Linked DNA regions of Mus musculus: region 1 is linked to region 2. The links are chromatin loops, found by intact Hi-C in ENCODE. Cell type or tissue: gastrocnemius. All regions are shown on one strand. Links, peaks and the distances in the headings refer to the core of each region. The heading gives the core; the rest is flanking DNA. Region 1 overlaps Eif4g3 (eukaryotic translation initiation factor 4 gamma, 3). Region 2 holds the start of Eif4g3 (eukaryotic translation initiation factor 4 gamma, 3).

Evidence for each region. Hi-C counts contacts between places; a loop is a spot of excess contacts. Peaks named below come from ENCODE experiments on the same cell type or tissue, not always from the same donor. Only the 100,000 strongest peaks of a DNase experiment are listed, where the experiment ranks them.
Region 1: it touches region 2 in a loop (5-fold over the local background); 2 of 42 quality-filtered maps call a loop at or near these places.

Annotation. Positions count from the first base shown.
Region 1 is chr4:138,059,170-138,069,477 of GRCm38, reverse strand. The region is part of intron 3 of Eif4g3 (eukaryotic translation initiation factor 4 gamma, 3); the gene reads right to left. Among named protein-coding and RNA genes, the nearest start is that of Eif4g3, 71 kb to the right of the region's middle. In gastrocnemius, for the core only: no CTCF peak of the experiment used is centred there; DNase peaks (open chromatin) are centred at 4,436, 5,650 and 7,732; H3K4me3 peaks cover 2,055 bases; H3K27ac peaks cover 4,819 bases.
Region 2 is chr4:137,988,101-137,998,408 of GRCm38, reverse strand. Eif4g3 (eukaryotic translation initiation factor 4 gamma, 3) reads right to left here and starts at 4,953. Exons shown (of 35, transcript NM_172703.3): 1 at 4,782-4,953; 2 at 4,265-4,427. In gastrocnemius, for the core only: no CTCF peak of the experiment used is centred there; a DNase peak (open chromatin) is centred at 4,991; H3K4me3 peaks cover 3,341 bases; H3K27ac peaks cover 3,413 bases.

The DNA of each region.
Region 1 (10,308 bases), core at 3,289-8,288, 70 kb before region 2:
GGTCCCCTAGACACCTACAGTGCTGACCAACCAGCTCTTACCTTGGAAATGGCAATCTGGTACAAAATTGCCCATAAACACTGGCCTGTACTCTGCCATGAACAGTTCATGTTCTGGGATCTGGGAAGAGCAGCTTTTAGTTACAATTACTTTAATGTTTCCAGGTGCCTACCACCCAGCTCTAATCTGAGCAAGACTTGATGTGTTTTAAGAATCTGTCATTTTGACTCCTAAAGACAGAGCACTCCTTAGAGAGCCTGCATGGTACTTCTGTTCAGTGTGATGTTATCCTTCTCAAAGAACCAGCCACTCTCCAACAAGTCTTCATTCCTTACAGCTTTTAAGAGTTAGGACCAGCTAAGTGGAAGACAAAAATCCCTTGTATATGTACCCAACTTTTTGATATTTCATTTTTTATATAAATACTAAGAAACTTTATAATCCCTCTTTGGCATTTGTCTTCAAATGGTTTATTTAACCTTCTGCTTTTATTGAAGTTGAAGTTGTCATAACCATTCTCAACCTACAAGAAACAAGAGTGATACCTGCAGGTTGGCCCTTCGTACTCAGATCTTTCTGGGCTAGCTTCCAGGCCTTCCTTCCCTTTCTAAAGGTTGCCAAATGGTTATGTAAATGAGCCAGCTGGCTTCTGAGTCACCAGTTCTGTTTCCACCTTCTCCATTTCAAATGTGAACCTGGAAGTCCTCTCCAAACCCTTAACAGCAGTCAGAATTTTTAGTCACTCCTAAACATGGCAACTGGACAGCTGACCTCCCTCACTACAGGGGAGTGGCTACTGACAACTGTTGTTCAAATACTAATTTCTATAAATTGTCTGCTTGGTAACTCAAAGTACGTCTCAGTAAACCTGCTCAAGATTCCTACAAGAAGACAATCTTCAGGCTCTGCAGCAGGCAGGCCCGGGCACCGTGGCACACCGTGGCACACACCTGTAATCCCGGCCATAGCAAGGATGATGCAGGAGGACGGGGAACACGGGGAGCTTGGGTTACACTGCAAAACTCTCAAGCAAGCAGGCAAACAAACAAAAACCAAGTCTGCTGACAAAAGCATCTTTAGCAACCACATCCCCTAAGTAGACGCCCTAAGAACAGAGAACCAAGTGATGAGGCCCTGAACACAGGCAGCTACAGCCTGGACAGCATTTCCTTCTCCAGGTCATTCATCTTTTGAGACTAAGGGAACAACATCAATAACAAAGAACAACAAATAACAAAAAGTACCAAGCAGACATTCTATATTAAGGAATAACTTGAGGTTACAGGCAATGGCATCAGAGAATTCATACAAACTCCAGAATTGACAGGGAAGGACACCCCATGACACTGGACCTCACATCCTGAGCTGCATCCTGAGCATCCTCCAAACACTTCCGTCTTGGCACTAGCACCTTGTCCTTCCCTTCCCTAGCTGCTTCGTCAGTATTACTCTCCAGAGTACAGCAGCCTCATTTAAAGCATTTGGCTGATAAGATAAACTCATGTTTTGTTTTGTTAACTACATGCTCCTTAACTGATGGGGTTACTTGCTGAAGGCCAACGTGAACTCTATGGTGGCCTGTCTTTGAGAGGATGGGCAACCACAGACATGATCAGAAGTAACAGGGCCTTAGGAAGATGGAGTGCAGTGCTACCTGGGGATGCAGCACTGTGGACAGCGAGCAGCAAGCAAACTTCTTTACCTGCGAAGTCTGACAAAATACTGGACACAGTATAATTTCATTCATATATATATATATATATATATATACACACACACACACACACACATATATATAATTGCACACACACACACACACACACACACACACACACACACACACGTAAAATAGTGGTCCTCCATTGGGTACAATATTGGGTACAATTCAGTCGCCGGAGACTTACTCTATGTAAGAAAAGCAAATCTAGCCCATGGACTAATGGACAGCTTAGAAACGACCCTCGCACCTGAGAGGCTTCGACTGGAGGCCATCTGTGGCAGTTTGAATAGTTCTGGCCCATAGGGAGTGATGATGGTGGAGGAAGTGTGTCGCTGCGGGGATGGGCTTTGAGGTTCTATGCTCAAGCTAAGTCTAGTGCAGATTAGTGTCCTCCAGGCTGCCTGGAAGCCAGGCTCCTTCAGCTGCCTGTGGATTAAGATGTAGAACTCTCAGCTCCTTCTCCAGCACTGTGTCTGCCTGGATGCTGCCATGCATCCCACCATGACAATGGACTGAACCTGAAACTGTAAGCCAGTCCCAATTGAATTGTTTTCATTCTTTAAGAGGTGCCATGGTCATGATGTCTCTTCATAGCAATAGCTCTATCTAAGTTACATAAGAAGTTGTCTCAAAAGAAAGGAAGAGAAGCCAGGCAGTGGGGGCACAGGCCTTCAATCCCACCACTCAGGAGGCAAAGGCAGGAGGGATCTCTGAGGCCAACCTCTTCTACAGAATGAGTTCCAGAACAGCCAGGGCTACACAGAGAAACTGTATTGAAAATAAAAAAGAAGGGGAAAGAAGCGTTTATACACTGCTCTTTCCAGTTCACAGGCTTTCAAATTGCCTTCCTATCTGCTCCTTTATAAAGGCAACAGTCCTTTATTGAGTCGCCTCACCCCTTCTTACAGCCCTGCAAACCTCTCCTCTCAGCAAACCCGGATTAAACTCAGACCAGGACTCTGTATGGCCATGGTACTTGTTCCCTCTGCTGACCTTTCTGCCATGGTCCTATCGGTACACCCCAACAGCCTGCTCAAACACATGCGTGCAGAGGGTGTTTCTGCCAGAAACAGTACCAGTACTTTGGGTGATCCAGCTGTGTTCCTAGTCACCTGTGGCACATGCTGACTGATCCCCAGCCTGGCATTCTTAACAAAAGACAGACAAAGACGCCTCTACTTGTATTTCTCCTTCCCAAGATTCACCCGGATGTGCTGACTTCTCTGAGGAAATAGCAAGGTCTGGAAGTATAAAACAACAAAACAGAAACAGAAACCAAAAATAAAGATATGAAGCATGTGAATGCCTCGCTAGAGTTCTAGAACGTGGCAGCGCTGGAGCTGAGCTGCTGCTCAAATCTGCAGAAAGTACAGGTGTCCACTGAGGAAAACCTGCAGGGGAAAGGACGAAGACTGCTTTTAAAAAAACTTACTCAAAACACCAAGTGACAGCAAGGGGGGTAAAAATCAAGCAATGTCCAGTTGTGTCCAGAGATCCTGCTCTTTGCCCTGACAGAACTTAGGTGAAAAGGGGGGCAACAATCAAAAGTGGGGCCCAGAAGAAAGACAATGAGAAATGCCCATGAAACCACCATCAGTTTGACTCTTGTAAAGTCCCTTCATTTTCTAACAACACTGACGTGACACTTTGAGATTTCCTATGTGGGTTCGACCAGTGTGGATGGTGTAGATTTCCCAAGCAGAGACTTACCCTTTGGTCTCTCTGTGTGCAAACAGGGCAATGACCACTTAGTCACTACTCTTAACAACAGCACTTAAAAGCAAGCATGGAATTGTTTTAATCCCTGGGCTATTTTTGCAACTGTGTGCAATACAAGGAAAGGCACAACGAAATCACCATCCAAAAGCTGCTCTCACTTGGTTCAAGGTAAGGTGGATGAGGCAGGACTAACAGGGACTCACTGAGAGTCCTTCTTCATAAATAACTGCAGGTGCCCTGCCAACAAAGGCAAAAGGTGACAGGCTGTGGAAATTCCCAGTCTTGTCACATAAAGCCACCACGAGTAGAAATAACACCACACTCCTGCATCATACCACAGCAAGCCATTGGTTGTTCAGGTATTTATAACCTATTCAGGTTTTTTTGCTTCTCTTTTAGGGAACTTGGCCTTATCCTGCCAACTTGGCCCCCAAGGGCTAGGGTTACAGTCAGGAGCCAAGACAGCAGGACATTTATTTAATGACAATGGCAAAGACAGCTGACTGTATTTGTTCTAGCCAAACATGATGATATACTGTAATTCTAGCATATTAGAGACCAAGACAGGAGGACTTTGAGTTCAAGGCCCCACCCCCTCAGTTAAATGGTAAATTCCAAGCAAGCTTGAGCTACTCAAGAGCCAGGCTCAAACAACAAGAACAACAAAAAAAAAAGACAAAAGTTTGTGAAATTTTTGTCAACAAATATTTTTTTTGTCCTTTTTTAAAATTTTTTCAGAGCTGAAGACCGAACCCAGGGCCTTGTGCTTGCTAGGAAAACCCTCTACCACTGAGCTAAATACTCAACTCCCAACAAATATATTTTTCAGTATGATAACATATTATCAAAAACAAGCAAACAGCAGCCAGCACCAAGAGAGCACGAGTGCTGTCAGTGCTCCAGCAGCAAGGAGCCTTGCGATGCTGCCCCAGCTGGCTTCTAACAGCCCTCCCTCCAAAGACTCGGTAGACAGGAGGGAGCAGGGGGGAGGACTGAGCTGCGGATCAGCAGTTAGGGACACTTGGTGCTCTCACACACGATGCAAGTTCTGTCCCCAGCACCGGGTCGGGTGATTCAGTCATTACTGACTAGTTCCAGGGGATCTGAGCCCCTCTTCTGACGTCCTGAGCACCAGGTATACACGTGGTGCGCACACACACAAGTGCACAGATGTGAAGGCAAACACCCCAACACATACATGTAAAACACTTTTTAGAAAGATGGAAATGAAATATAAAAACTGCAAATTTTACTTTGTTTTCCTTTTTTAAGAACATTTAACATTCATCTATTTTGACAATATATGATTAGGAAAAAACTTCTTGTTAAAGTCATAAAATTGTAACTTTGTTTTCCTCATAAAAATGAAAAATTTTAAATATACAAAAGTTTCCACTAAGTAAAATCGTTAGTTGTGTTAATAATAAAAAATAAAAAGCTGGGCCTAGTGGCAAAGCCTCTAATGTCTGTTACTGGAGAGACGGAAACAGGAGGACTGCAGCATCAGACACCTGGGGAACAACTCAGTGAGACCCTGCTTCAAAACGGGAAACAGAGGACTGGGAAGTCGCTTAGAGAATGCGCTTGCCTGGAGCAAGTGTGCATGTGCTTACACATGCAAGCGCTCAATATCTCCCTCTCCCCCACACACATGCATACGCATGCACACACGCTCGATCACTCTCTCACCCCCCCAACACACACACAAGCGTGTTCTCTCTCTCTCTCTCTCTCTCTCACACACACACACACACACACTCACTTACTTACTAGGTAACTCAACAAATCAGGTGCAATCTCACAGACAGACAATAAAAACACCAGGGCAGTAACTGGCAGCCTATTCATGGCTTCCTGGCTATTCATGTGTTCTGGCATCTAAGGAGAGCTGGAGGAACAGCAAAAGGTTGGTTCTTGTGGCCTTACAACTGACAAGGGCCAGAACACGTCCTTTCTTGAACGCAAACTGTGCCGTCCTAGCAAGTCCTGACTTCCTGGAAATTGAAGAGCTGTGAACCAGCTGTGGAGCTAAGGAGCTGTCTCCTTATTTACCAATCACCCTTGCTTGCCTTTCAGCTCAAAAGTCACCCTGTTTGCCTACGATGGGAAAATGAATCTGGCTCTATAAATATTTCAGCATCTCAGCTGGCACACTGTTGTCAACGGAGGATGCTACATAGGCAACACTGCAAGAGATTTTGCCTTCTGGCTCCTGTGGTCCTGAAGTGGCTCCAAGCCCTGGCTTCTCTCCTATCCAGATCCCTGATAGGCACACCTTGTCCTGTCCAGATATGGGTAAGATATCTTCAGCTGTAGTGAAGATTTGGGAATCTTGGTTCCTTTTTAAAAATATAGAAATATTACAGGACCATGTTTTCATTTTAATCCTAGGTGTGGGAATATGGGCTGCTTCAGATTTCCCACAGCAGCTGACTATGATTTGCCTCATGCTCTGAGTCGTGATTCTGCCAACTGTGGCTAGCTTCTGTGATAGTGTGACTAGATGGCATTTGGAATTCTGGAGACTTTTCAAAGGGTATATAAATGCTAGAGCCCCAAAGGTTGTTGGTTGAAGTTTCTTAAATAGATGTGCTCAAAGAAGAAACAAACAGAAGAAATTACCTACCCTGACAGCAAAGATCAAACCTGCCCCAAGAAACTCGAGAAGCCCCCATCAGCAGGAAGTAGTCGAACCATAAAGCCCCTCCATTTTAAAACCTAACTATGTCAAGGGATCTCTTTCCTTTCCTCTCTATCCTCTTTTCTCTTTTATGTTTCTCTAGTGTTACGGGATTGAAAGGGTAGAAGAAAGAAGAACACAAAACGTAGCAAAAGCTAGCTAACACGCTGGGGCGTGGTGGTGCACGCCTTTAATCCCAGCACTTGGGAGGCAGAGGCAGGTGGATTTCTGAGTTCCAGGCCAGCCTGGTCTACAAAATGAGTTCCAGGACAGCCAGGGCTATACAGAGAAACCCTGTCTCAAAAAACAAAAACAAAAACAAAAAAACAAAAGCTAGCTAGCTATAGGCAGCAGTGCCCAGCAGCCAACAGCTAACTAACTACAGCAACAGGCAGCAGTGCCCAGCAGCCAACCGCTAACTAACTACAGCTACAAGCAGCAATGCCCAGCAGCCAACAGCTAACTAACTACAGCAACAGGCAGCAGTGCCCAGCAGCCAACAGCTAACTAACTACAGCTACAGACAGCAGTGCCCAGCAGCCAACAGCTAACTAACTACAGCTACAGACAGCAGTGCCCAGCAGCCAACAGCTAACTACAGCTACAGACAGCAGTGCCCAGCAGCCAACAGCTAACTAACTACTCAGGCAGCTTTTTAGTAGTAGTGTTCCCCTCCTGAGCACAGCCTTCCCTCACCAGCACAAAGGGAGAATTGCAGCAAGCTCTAAAGGGTAGACGGGCCACCAGAACCCTCAGCAGGTCACAGCACTCCCTTTAGCTACCCAGAGAACCAGGAAGGGAACACCATCTACTCGAACAGGTTACCTTTCTGTATCAGCACTCACGAAGCAGAGGCAGGCAGATCTCGGAGTTTAAGGCTAGCTTGATCTACAAAGTAAGTTCCAAGACAGTCAGGGTTACACAAAGAAACCCTGTCTGAGGGGGTTTGGAAGGGGGGTGATTTTCTGTCAACACAAAATAGAGAAGTGCAATTGAGAAAATGCCCAGGCCTTAGTCACTATTTTATTGCTGTGAAGAGACACTATGACCACGGCCAGCTCTTCTAGTTTAACTGGGGCATGCTTACACTTTCAAAGAACAGTCCATGATCATCGCAGCACGGAGCACAGTGGCATGCAGGGCAAGTAGAGAAAGGAACTACATCCTGATGTGAAGCAGGACAGGTGGGTAGACTCAGGCAGGCAGGCAGACAAGGCAGGCAGACAGGTGGGTGGACGTAGGCAGGGAGACAGATAGACAAGGCAGGCAGACAGGTGGGTAGACTCAGGCAGGCAGGCAGGCAGGCAGGCAGGCAGGCAGGCAGGCAGGCAGACAAGGCAGGCAGACAGGTGGGTAGACTCAGGCAGGCAGGCAGGCAGGCAGGCAGGCAGGCAGGCAGGCAGACAAGGCAGGCAGACAGGTGGGTAGACTCAGGCAGGCAGGCAGGCAGGCAGGCAGGCAGACAAGGCAGGCAGACAGGTGGGTAGACTCAGGCAGGCAGACAGACAAGGCAGGCAGACAGGCAGGCGGACAAGGCTAAGTAAGACCACCCCTGGTGACATACTTCCTCCAATGAGGCCATATGTGCGAGCCTATGGGAGCCAGTGTTCTGTCCATTAGGCTTGAAGCCAAGCCTGTGGTGTTTTCCTGGTTGATGAGTTATGTGGCCCACCTCACTGTGGGTGGTGGTCCTGGTTACTATAAACAAGCCAGTTAAACAAGCCACGAAGAGCAAGCCAGTAGGTGTTTCCTCCACGTCCCCTGCCTCCCTTCAATGGCATACTGAAGTCTATAAGCTGAAATAAACCCTTTCCTCCAAGTTGCTTTTGGCTAGTGTTTTATAAAAACAATTAAAAGCAAACCAACACGTTTTAAAAACTGGGACAAGGTCTTCTTGCACTTTCTGTTCAGTGAATCTGAGTCTGACTGACTATAAAGTTGACAGAAGGCCAAGAGCTTTCACCGCTGGGAACTGCAACCTATCCACCCAGTGTCATCACAAGCCCAGGACCATGTGCACCACACCAGCTCTTTGTGAGAGATCAATATGAAAGAACAAGCTTTGCCAACACTCCACAGGACAAAATACTGTGCCCCCCAGAGACCCTTCCGCCATGAGTACACAGCTCACCATCAGCCACAGGAAACCAGCTTCTGCATGCCTCTGCCACTCGGACACACCAGAGTCCTTTTCATTCAAAATATCTTGACTTCAATTCGCTATACTCAATTCATTATACTCAATGTTCCCTCAAAATGCTGCAGTTTTTTTGACTTGATGAGATTCAGACTAATGCACTTTAGCTACAGTTTAAATGCTGCTGTTCAAAAGCCTATGTTCATGGGGCTGGAGAGATGGCTCAGTGGTTAAAAGCACGGCCTGGTCTTCTAGAGGTCCTGAATTCAAATCCCAGCAACCACATGGTGGCTCACAACCATCTGTAATGGGATCTGATGCCCTCTTCTGCAGTGCAGGTGTACATAGAGCACTCATAAATAAATCTAAAAAAAGTCTATGTACACAAGTAAGAGTTTAAGTATTTAAAATGCAAAGTTCTATTATGTAAAAACAAGCCTATTCATATATTCCTTAATACAGCAACAAACTGACTATAGTCTAGCAAATTATAATTCCTATTGTGAACATTCTATACTTTAAACTATGACTGACATTCCAAATGTAATAATCTCCAGTTTTATAATTATTTTTTCTTAATTTTAGAAGCTTCGGTAATGGTGAAGCTCCAAAACACCTAAACTATGAAAACAAAAGTTTCAAATGTATGTAGGCTAGAGGGGTGACTCAGCAGCTGCAAGAACTGTCAGGGTTCCAGAGGACCAGGGCTCCTTTCCCATGCACAGCTCTTTTTTTTTTTTTTTTAAAGATTTATTTATTTATTATATGTAAGTACACTGTAGCTGTCTTCAGACACTCCAGAAGAGGGCATCAGATTTCGTTATGGATGGTTGTGAGCCACCATGTGGTTGCTGGGATTTGAACTCAGGACCTTCAGGAGAGCAGTCGGCGCTCTTAACCACTGAGCCATCTCGCCAGCCCCTCCATGCACAGCTCTTAACCACCGAGACATGAACATGAGATTTCAGGGTACGGACCAGCGGGACAGGATCTTAGGGAAGGGCCGGGGATAGAGGAGAGCCACTGACGTCTTAAAGCCAGATGAATGTCTGTCCTGCCCTGAGTAAAACCCACTGAGAAATCTCCAGTACATAACAGCTAACCACTGAATTAAGCTAACAAGGCCCATGAGCTCTTGGGAAGAAAGAAACCAATAAACAAGAACTCACCCAAGTCACCCATAGAAAAGATAAACAATAAACAATAAACAAGAACTCACCCAAGTCACCCATAGAAAAGATAAACAAGAAACAATAAACAAGAACTCACCCAAGTCACCCATAGAAAAGATAAACAAGAAACAATAAACAAAAAACAAGAACTCACCCAAGTCACCCATAGAAAAGATAAACAATAAACAATAAACAATAAACAAGAACTCACCCAAGTCACCCATAGAAAAGATAAACAAGAAACAATAAACAAGAACTCACCCAAGTCACCCATAGAAAAGATAAACAAGAAACAATAAACAAGAACTCACCCAAGTCACCCATAGAAAAGATAAACAATAAACAATAAACAATAAACAATAAACAAGAACTCACCCAAGTCACCCATAGAAAAGATAAACAATAAACAATAAACAAGAACTCACCCAAGTCACCCATAGAAAAGATAAACAAGAAACAATAAACAAGAACTCACCCAAGTCACCCATAGAAAAGATAAACAAGAAACAATAAACAAGAACTCACCCAAGTCACCCATAGAAAAGATAAACAAGAAACAATAAACAAGAACTCACCCAAGTCACCCATAGAAAAGATAAACAATAAACAATAAACAATAAACAATAAACAAGAACTCACCCAAGTCACCCATAGAAAAGATAAACAAGAAACAATAAACAAGAACTCACCCAAGTCACCCATAGAAAAGATAAACAAGAAACAATAAACAATAAACAAGAACTCACCCAAGTCACCCATAGAAAAGATAAACAATAAACAATAAACAAGAACTCACCCAAGTCACCCATAGAAAAGATAAACAATAAACAATAAACAAGAACTCACCCAAGTCACCCATAGAAAAGATAAACAATAAACA
Region 2 (10,308 bases), core at 2,413-7,412:
GGCCTTGCTGACTCTGGGACAAGCAGAGACCCGAGCTAAATCCATCAGAGGACCTCCATGTTCTTAGGCTCAGTGAGGGGAAGACAGCCTACTTGTCTAGCAGTATGCTGTTGTGAACTACTTCAAACCCTAGACACCATGGCTGTGTTCTACAGTACTTGGCATGGCTTCTCTCAAATGCAGCAGAGTTCTGACTTCCTCCCAGGCCCACACACATCCAGCCAAGTAAGAAGGCCACCACCGGCCACTAGTCTGCTCACACACCACCTTTCACAGGCACAGGAGACCCTGGAAATGTAACTAACTTCCCTGCATATCAGTACCCTTGTCTGTGAAACAGACAACACCTACCTTATTAGAGGCCTTGGAAAACTTAAATAGAATCCTGCATGTATGACATCTAGCAGCAGATACTGAAAATGAATATTATCCAGATCTAGTTATCAGAGAGGGAAATAAAAAAAAAGAGAGTGAAAATTACACACTTCACCACTTCAGACCAGCTTAATGTCCATGGAAGAGAAGATTTAAAAAGGAAAAAAAAAGGGGGGTGGGACAACAGGAGTATTGCAAAGATAGAAAGAACACTCTTTTTTTTTTTCTTTTTTTTTTTTTTTTTTTTTTTTTGAGACAGGGTTTCTCTGTGTAGCCCTGGCTGTCCTGGAACTCACTCTGTAGACCAGGCTGGTCTCGAACTCAGAAATCCGCCTGTCGGGCTGGTGAGATGGCTCAGTGGGTAAGAGCACCCGACTGCTCTTCCGAAGGTCCGGAGTTCAAATCCCAGCAACCACATGGTGGCTCACAACCATCTGTAACAAGATCTGACGCCCTCTTCTGGAGTGTCTGAGGACAGCTACAGTGTACTTACATATAATAAATAAATAAATCTTAAAAAAAAAAAAAAAAAAGAAATCCGCCTGTCTCTGCCTCCCAAGGGCTGGGATTAAAGGTGTGCGCCACCACCGCCTGGCTGAAAGAACACTCTTGACAAAGGAGCCAGAGACACAAGTCCTCTTCTGGTTGACACAGGTCTCTAGTTCTGTTTCTAAAAAGAACCTACTCTGTCTCACTGGCTTTTACTGGTTGCCCCCAAACAGTAAGATGATTCACCAGAAATGTGTCAGTAGCCCTGAATCACACCCTGTTAGGAATACTGTATTCCTAACATATGGGAAAAACTTTCTGCTCAAATGGGCACATAACTCTAGTTTATTCATCCAGAATTTTCTGTAAGGTGGGCAGCAGTCTCAATATAAAGATATGGGATGTTAATGGGGAACCCAGGAACCCTCTGAAAAACTTCAGCATGACAGTTTTTTATGAAAACGTCAGTTATTTTGTCAGCCAGAGAAAGGATGACCACTGTCAATATTCTCAACAGAGTCACCTCAACCTCAACGGGGAAGCTGAGCCAAGCACACCGCAAGACAAATATTCTCAAGCTGTGACTTCACCAAGCACAAGTTTCCAGCGGGTTTGTTAAGAAACTCTCAGCATACTCTCCTTGCGTTTACAACTGTTCATGTTAGCTTTCTGTCTCCTTCCAGGCCTGCCATCCCATCTCCCCCTCAGCTAGAGACCAGCCATTGACTATTTCCAATCAGTGTGGCCATTTCTCCTTCAAGTGGCTGGGGGGAGGGGGGGGGGAAGGTTGTCCTGCAGTGCAAATCTGATGCCTGCTTCCAGCTTCAAGTTTACATGCAATTCCTGTGTTTTCAACACACCTTGCATTTCGACGAACACGTGAACACTCAGTACGAATGAAGGACACCTGGCCATGCAACGCCTTCCAACACATTTTCTAATACACTGCTTAAGCTAACTAATTTGCAGCAACTGTACCCACACACACCCTGTAAGGCAGTGGAGTTAAGCCATGGGAAGAGCCAACGCCAGCTCTGTGCTCTAACTCCAAGTGCTTCAACGGCACTGACTTACTGCACGCAGGTGTCTGCATAAAACCCAAATTCCCACATGCCCTGCAGTTTGAAAAGCAGAGTTGCTCTACTGGGTTTCTGACCTCTTCCAGTACCAGGTGACAACATTTTCCCGCTGCTGCGTTCTGAGCCGGCCGTAGCCCACGCTTCCTTTACTATCTCGATAGATGCTTATTTAGCTGTGCGATCTTGCCGGAGTAAAGCAGGAATTGTAGAATACATCAAGTATAAAATGTCAGCCGCCATGACATGGGGCAAAATAGAACCTCCAAGCAGCACGGCTGGCTCCAAGGTTGCCATGAAGGGTTTAGAATAATCTTCTCTGCAGAGAACACCTTATTCCTTCCTGTTTCCCAACTGCATCTTCCTTCTATTTTAAAGAAAAGATAAAAATCTAACTGGAGGTCCAACCACGACTTCCAAGTTGTAACCAGCTTCAAGTTTTTCCAGTCCTTCAGCTGTGAGCTCTAAGGAGCAAAAGCATACTTGGGATACTCAGCACCCCCGCTCTGTATCCAATGAAGCCACCAACTTCACCAAGCGCTGTCACGTACAACACTATGATCCCTTACTTGCTGGTCTGTCTGTCTGTCCAGAACACACAGTGTGCAATCCCTCTGGTTAACTCCCTAACAGCTTAAAGAGGCAGGTAAGGAACAACTCACTTGGTCCGGAGACAGAAACCTACCAACACAGACAGACCATCAAGAAAAACAACCCTAAAATTAGAACGGAATTCGAAGCAAGTATGAAAGTGAAGCTAGGTAGACTGAAGCGACCCAATTCTACCCCGAAGCAGGCTGAACGGCCGACCTGCTCCTTCACAGGCCAATAGCTGCGCATGTGGGTCAGAAGCAACTGGGTTCTCCATGAACACGCAACATTCTCAGCCGCGAGCAAGCGAGAAACTGAACAGAACTGGGCAGGGTCAGAACATTATGAAATCACTCCACACATAGCACTGGAGCACTAAGATGTGGACTAACAATATGTAAAGAACACAGAAAGAACGCTGGACAGAAAACAAACAATGACCTGAGGTGACCCAAGAAGGGGAAGTGTTTTTCCCTTCTCAAAGTAATTGATACAGACAAGAATCAAACTACACAGAAATGACTAGCCCCAACACCACTTACAAGTCAAACACAAGAACCACACAGCACTGGGAACATCCAAAAATCATTTGTCCATTTTTCACAAGTCCAAGGATGGGGGGTGGGGGCGGGGGAGATGATGAAATGTTATTCTCAGATAGGTAACAACACCTCTGCTTGCCCATCGATGGTAACGCACACCTTTAATCCCAGCATTCAGGAGGCAGAGGCAGGCGGATCTCTTGAGTTCAAGGGCAGCTTGGTCTACAGAGCAAGTTCTAGGGCAGCCAGGGCTACACAGAGAAACCCAGTGGGGATCCAAAGGAGTATCACCTTCCTTTACTCCATAGGAGCTGTGAATTCGACGTTTTATTCTGACTTAAATACCAGGTACCAAGATTTTTCAATCAAAGCTGCCCCAACTTCTATACCATGAAATTAAGACACATTCAAAACTAAGACCCTTCCTTGGGAGCCCTGGTACCCTCCAGACACCACCCTACGGAGCAGCAAACTTACTAAAGCCCTTTAAAAAAGATATACAGCGTTAACACCAGTCTTAGAAGAAGTGAGACTTCTGGGGGTACTGGGTAATGTGAGTTAACTTCCTCTTCCTTTAGAAAGGTCAAAGACAGGGAAGCGCCCAGTGTAACATTTCCTCCTTAGCCGGCTCCACCACAAGCCACAACACAACTCTAATTGCTTAAAAAAATAAAATACGATAAAATAAAATAAAACAAAACACTAGCGGGGGGGGGTGCTTTTTGTACACTTGCAGTAAAGACTGAAGACCCAACTTACCTCAGGAATGAGCTGATTCGTTTCCAACAGAAAATTTAGCAATAAACTTTGCTATGAATCCTAAATAATAATTAGAGAGGCTACCGAGCCCCGCAGAAGGCAGGGCCTCCCAACAGTCAGAAAAGCCTTGCCCGCAGGGCTGGTCCTAGGCACCAGCAAATTCTGCCCAAGAAAGGGGAGGGAGCAGCCAAGGGCAGGGTTCCCCCCAGATCCACAAGAGCTGCAGAGGCACGGCCCGGTGGAGCTAGTAGTGTTCACGGTACCGCAGAGGGTCCCGGGGTCCCCAGCAATGCTGTCACCGGTGCACCCCAAAAGCTCGGGTCAAGCCGGGAGCAGAGCGGCTGCCCGTCCCTTTTCTGGCCGGGCTATGACGGCAGGCAAGGAGGTTCCCACCGAGGGTCGCTCTGGACCGCCGGAAGGTGAAAAGGATACTGTTGGGGCGCCGGGGTCTGGAGGGCCCTGATGTTCGGGTGAGGAGGGGCCGCCGCTGCCGCTACTGCCGCCGCCGCCGCCGCTGCCGCCGGATGAGGAGGCGGTACCGCCGCCGCCGCCGCCGCTCCGGTGCCGGGTCCGGTTCCTGCTGCAGCCGCTGAGCCTGATTTCAGAGCCGGTTTCTGCGGTAAACTCATGGCAAAGCGAAGCCACCAACCCCCCCAGAGCGGGACCGGGCGCGCCGGGGTGCAGGGGCCGGGGGCAGCGGAGGGGCGGGATGGGGGCAGACCCGGGGAGGCGGCGGGAGCGGGGGGCCGGGGGGAGGCTGGGAGGAGGAGGAGGAGGGGGCCGGGACCGGTCACACACGCCCTCCGCCGCCGCCGCCTCCGCCGCCGCCGCCGCGGGCAGCAGCAGCCGCCCCGCGGGCCAGCACCACCGGCTGCCGGTCTCCGTGACAACGCGACCCCGGGGAGGGGGGGGCCGGACCCGGCAGGGGCAGGAGGCGGAGAGACCGGACCTTTCACGGCAATATCCTCATGGGCCGGCGGCGGGGGGTCTCTGTCCCCCTCCCCGGGGGAAGCGGCGCCCTTCTCGGTAGCGGGGCTCGGGCGATGCGGACGGATTTTCTTCACTCAACGAGCAGAGCATCCAACATGGCGCTGCGGCCGCCTCCAGCAGTCCGGCAGGACGGCCGCTCGGAGCTTTTCGGCCCTTTTCGGAAGGACTCGGCAGACCGAGGGTGGCAAGCTCTCTCGGCTATTTCCGGAGACCGCGAGCGGCCGGGCTTCTTCGGGAGCGCTCGGGAGCGCCTTCGGCCGCTGTTCGGGAACGCCGCAGGAGCTGACACTCTTTCTCGGGAAAGATCGGTGATCCGGGACGGCTGAGGATCTCCGCGGCGCGGTGCGGAGCTGAGGGAGAGACCGAAGGGCACGTCTGTAGGGAGAGAGCTCAGCCTCGAAGAACAATAGTAACGGCACCCGAGGCCGCGGTCCGTCGAGACCTGCCAAGCAAGCGTCGAGAGGCGGCGGAGCGGAAAAACCGAGGCGCTGCGGAGGGAACCGCTAAGCCAGAGCACAAACCGACAGTTAGGAACCCGCCCGCCTCAAGGACTTATTAACATAACAGATGCCACTCGCCGGCCCTTGACGTCGCCAGCCATGGGCATTATGTCGACACGTCGTCCTCAGATGCCCAAAGTGCGAAATGGAACGAGGAGCCCCATTTTGCAGAGGAGGCCCCGGAGAAGAAAAGTGACTGCCCCAAGGTCGCCTGGCTGGGAAGGGATGGAGCGGATTCAGAAACGGGATCCCACCTTCTCTAGGATGAACCTTACCCTTCTAGGATGCAAAATGGCCTGCCTTGCCAGAAACTGACCCTAAGCTCTGTAGAGTGGATATCTTCCCACAGTCTTCCCCAAGACTGGAGGGGCCTTTGACTACAACCTGTAGTCGGCTGCCCATCTTCTTTTGCTTGGCTAACTCCTGTGGATAAGGTCTCCTCCCCCCACATCCATTCACACTTTGCACACCACACCTGCGCCCCTCAATAGAGGCATTGTCCCCAGGACACAGTAACATTGACAGAAAAGGAGTCGCAGACACCTCCGAACTGTGCAGATATGGAGTACTGCATTAGCTCATATAATCCCAAGAAATAGGTAAATACCTATTCTTACAAATGAAGACTCTGGGGTCCAAAGAAGTTTAGCTATCATCTACACTATTAAAAAAAAATTTTTTTTGAGGCAGCTCAAAGCTGACAGGAGACTTTGCCAAGGTCACATGACCAACGTGGACAGAGGTAAAATTAGTGTCCTGTGTCCTGTGTGCTTGAGTTGCAAACGTTAGGACCCAAGTGCAGACTCCAGAATTCACTCAGGAAAAGTCTGGTGTGCGAGAGGTGTATACAGTCCCAGCATTGAGGTGAAGACCAACAGTTCCCTGAGGCTCACTGGTCACAGCCCACTCCATCTGATGAGTTCCAGGCCAGTGAGAGACCCTGTCTCCAGAATAAAAGGTGACAGCACCAGAAGAAGACACCTGAGGTTGTCCCCTGGTCGCCATACACATGAACATACAAACAAGATTAGTGTCCTGACTCCTGCTACATTGGTGGGTTTCAGAGTTGGGGTGGTCGTTGGTTTCTCTGGGTTTGTTGGCTTGCTTGCTTCTTTTTGAGAGAGTCTTAAGTAGCTCAGGCTAGCCTCATCTCTCCACGTGCCTGAGGATAACCTTGAACTCCTGCTTGTCTTGCCTCTACCCTCCAAGTACTAGAATTATAGGCACTCACCACCGGGCCCTTAAAAAAAAAAAAAAAAAAAAAGCTTTACATGTAGTGGGTGACAACCCCTGGGAGCCCCAGATGTTCTCTGTAGGCTAAAAGCTAGGTGGCAGGCTCCCCCATTGCCTCATTGCCTCTAGCTACCTGAGCCTCCACTGCATTAGAAGGAAAGCCGCCTTCCATCTCTTGACCAGGCACAACAGCTACTTCCTACTCTGGCATCCTCCACCATATGAAAATTTGTTATACCAGGTTACTTAAGTGTGGATTTTCCACTCCTCTTCAGGCTTGACTAACTCCAGGAAAGACTCCCAAGTGGTCCTTTCTCGGCCCCTGGAGTCTCATTTCAGATTCTGAGAACCTGAGTCTCGGGCATCTTTATCCCAATCAAAATCTGTTCCCAGCAGAAAGATCCGACTTCCCCGTTTACTCTCCGCTGATAACAGATTGATAATTGCCTAATTGTTATTCTTTTCTGAGCTAGCTTCCTTTTTTATCTTAATAATAGCTACAAGCATCATGCAATTAGTATGTGCCGGGGGGCCTTTGCTAAACATTTTGCGAGCATTATCAACCTCAAACAGGACAGATCCTGGGCAAAATAATGTTAAAGTCTAGATAAGATTCTGACCTCAGGCAATCAAGCAGGAGGAGCTGGGAGAACAGAGTCAAAGAGACAGGCTCTCTCCATTCACCCAAAAGCACGACCTTAGGGCCAGGGCTGTAGATCAGCAGTTGAACAATTATCCTCTGTTCACTCCTTGCAAAGCTGACCCTGCAGTCACGGTTGAGTGCTCACCTACACTTGTATTTGAGTACAGAAATCCGACCCTTCTAGACACACCCACATCCTACAGAGCAGCAAACACTAAACACCTACTATGTGTAGACACCTTTCATAGGTTAACTCATCCCCCCTGACAGCACTGGAAAATTCGTGGTACACCTCATTCACCCACAAAGAACTTAAGACTCAAGGACATCCAAAGGCAATCTGTATGACATCTAAGAGGAAGGCCTGGGCTTCGAACCCAAGGACCTTTCAGACACCTTGCCCTCAGCATAGCAACCCTATCATCAAACATAGACACTGGCAAGAAAATCTGATCTGGGGCTGAAGAGAAGGCTCACAGGTTATGAATACTGGCTGCTCTCCCAGAGGACCCCTGTTCAATTCCCAGTCCACGGGGCAGCTCACGCCTTTGAAACTCCAGTTCCAAGGGATATGATGCCCTCTCCTGGCCTCCTTGGGAACTAGACACGTACATGCACAGATAATAGGTAAAACACCCTTATACATAAAAACATTTAAATATCTGATTTCAGCACCTTGTCCACTAAGCTCTCCATGATGGTGTCAAAACAGCTTAATAGGTGAAAGCCCCTGCTGTCAGGCCTGATGGCCTAAGACTCCCCAGGCCCCACTCGTGGAATGAAGGTAGCAGAAGCAGGCCAGTGTGTGTGGTGAGAGCTTAGTTGCCAAGAGATTAAAGTGGCTACTAAGGTTAAAAGAAGAGCCCCAGAGCTGGGCCACAGTGATGCATGCCTTTAATTCCAGCAGAGACAGGCAGATCTCTGTGAATTTGAGATCACCCTGGTCCATATAGTGAGTTCCAGGACAGCCAGAGCTAAAACAGAGAAACCCTGTCTCAAAAAGGAAGAAAGAAAGGAAAAAAAAAAAGAGCCTGGTTTATTAAAGGATCTTGGATTTAGGCTAAATCTTGAAGGCATTTGGTAGTAGAAGGAGGAATTCACAGTATTCAATTCATGAAAGGCTCTTATTTTTATTAAATAGTGGGGAAGGAGGAGTTATGTGTTTATGAATGCTGATACCCACGGAGACCAGAAGAAGAGACCAACTCCCCTGGTGCTGGAGTTAACAGGCTTTCGTGAAGCCACCTTACCTTAGTGCTGGGAATTGAACTCAGGGCTTCTGAGTTCATAAGCTGTACACACTCTCTACCACGGAGCAGTCTCTCCAGCCCCTAGAGAACATTTTTAATCTCCGTGAGCCTAAGTTTTCCTCCTCTGTGAAACCCGCTCCACCTCCTGGGGTTTGGGGAATAACAGGGAACACTTACCCAGGGATTCCCTGGCACACAGTAATTTTTTTTGGTACACTTTACCCATTATGATTCATTTCTGCAGAGACATTTCATTGCCCTTTAAAAATCCCTCTGATGTGGCAAGCACTCAGATGGGCTATGAAATTTGAATGACTTAATTGTAAATTGCCAGAGGATTTTATGTTACCCCACAGGAATCCAGACAACCCAAGGCCTCACCACATAGAGAGCAGGGCCAGAATATCCTAGAACACGCACAGCGCATGCCCATGAGGAGTGCGGTCGCTTTGGGCGGCTGTCTGCTATACCCAGAGCCCACAGCAACCTGTGGCAAAAACCTGAATTCCCTATGAGCTGAAAGTACACTCATGGATACTCTCAGGGCATTGCTACATTGCTGCTGGAGTAAGTGTGAACTGGTACTGGGCTCAGAGGGCCCTTACATTTCTTTTTGCTTTTTTCTCTTCCTCCTCCTCCTCTTCCTCCCCTCCTCTTCCTCCCTTCCTCTTCCTTCTCCTCTTCCTCCTCCTCCTCTTCTTCCTCCTCTTCCTCCTCCTCTCCTTCCTCCTCCTCCTCCTCCTCCTTTTTTGATGCAGGCTCTCCCTGTGTTATCCAGGCTTCCCCTCTAACTCCTGTACCCCAGCAATTCTTCTGTCTCAACCTTGTAAGTAAATGGGACCAAAGCCCCCTCCCCACACGTCCCGCCCGTACGTTCTAGAAGCCTTCCTTCTTTCCTTCCTCTTCTTTCCTGCTCTCCTCCCCAGTGTTGTGGTAAACCCAGGACCTCATGCATAGAAGGCAAACTACCAGGGACCTACAACACCAGCTCTGATTAATTTCCCCCTCCCATCCATTTTTGGTTTTTGAAACAGAGTCTCATTCTGTGAGCCCAGGCTGGCCAATTCCTTTCTTTAGCCCAGGCTGACCTCTAACTCAAGATCATCCTCCTGTGCTGGGATCACAGGGCACAGCCAATACACATGGTTCCTTCTTCTATTGATGTAATTTGTTCTGTTGGTGGCTTCTGTTGTTGTTAGTTTGTTTGTTCGTTTGTTTTGGAGATGGTATTACTATGAGACAGGCTACAAATTGACAGTTCTCAAGCTTCAGCTCCTAAATGTTGCAATTATGAGAGAGAGAGAGAGAGAGAGAGAGAGAGAGAGAGAGTGTGTGTGTGTGTGTGTACAAGTAAAAGCCACTATGTCCATGGAGGCCGGAGGTCAACATCAGGTATCTTCTATTGCTCTCTACTTATTTTTTGAGACAGGGTCTTTCACTGAACTTGGAGCTTACCATTTCAAAAGGCCAGCAGGCCAACAATCCCCCAGCTCTGCCTGTCTCCACCCCATCCCCCACCACTGTCCAGGACCATTCAATGAATGCAGATAAGATCCAGAGTCAGGCTCTTATGCCCACACCGTACTTTCCTTTCACTTATTGGTCCCCACAGCGCCTTCATTCCTCCTTGCCCCTCCCCCAGCTGGGTCTTACCGAGTAGCCCAGGCTGGCCTCAGACTCCAGAGAGCTGGGGCTCACAGGTTCACCCATCATCCCTGGCTCCAGTCTGACTTTTTTATTTCCAAAGAGGACTAGCCTCTTTTCTCTCTCTCTCTCTCTCTCTCTCTCTCTCTCTCTCTCTCTCTCTCCCTCTCTCTCTCTCTCTCTCTCTCTCAGATTTATTTATTTATTTATTTATTT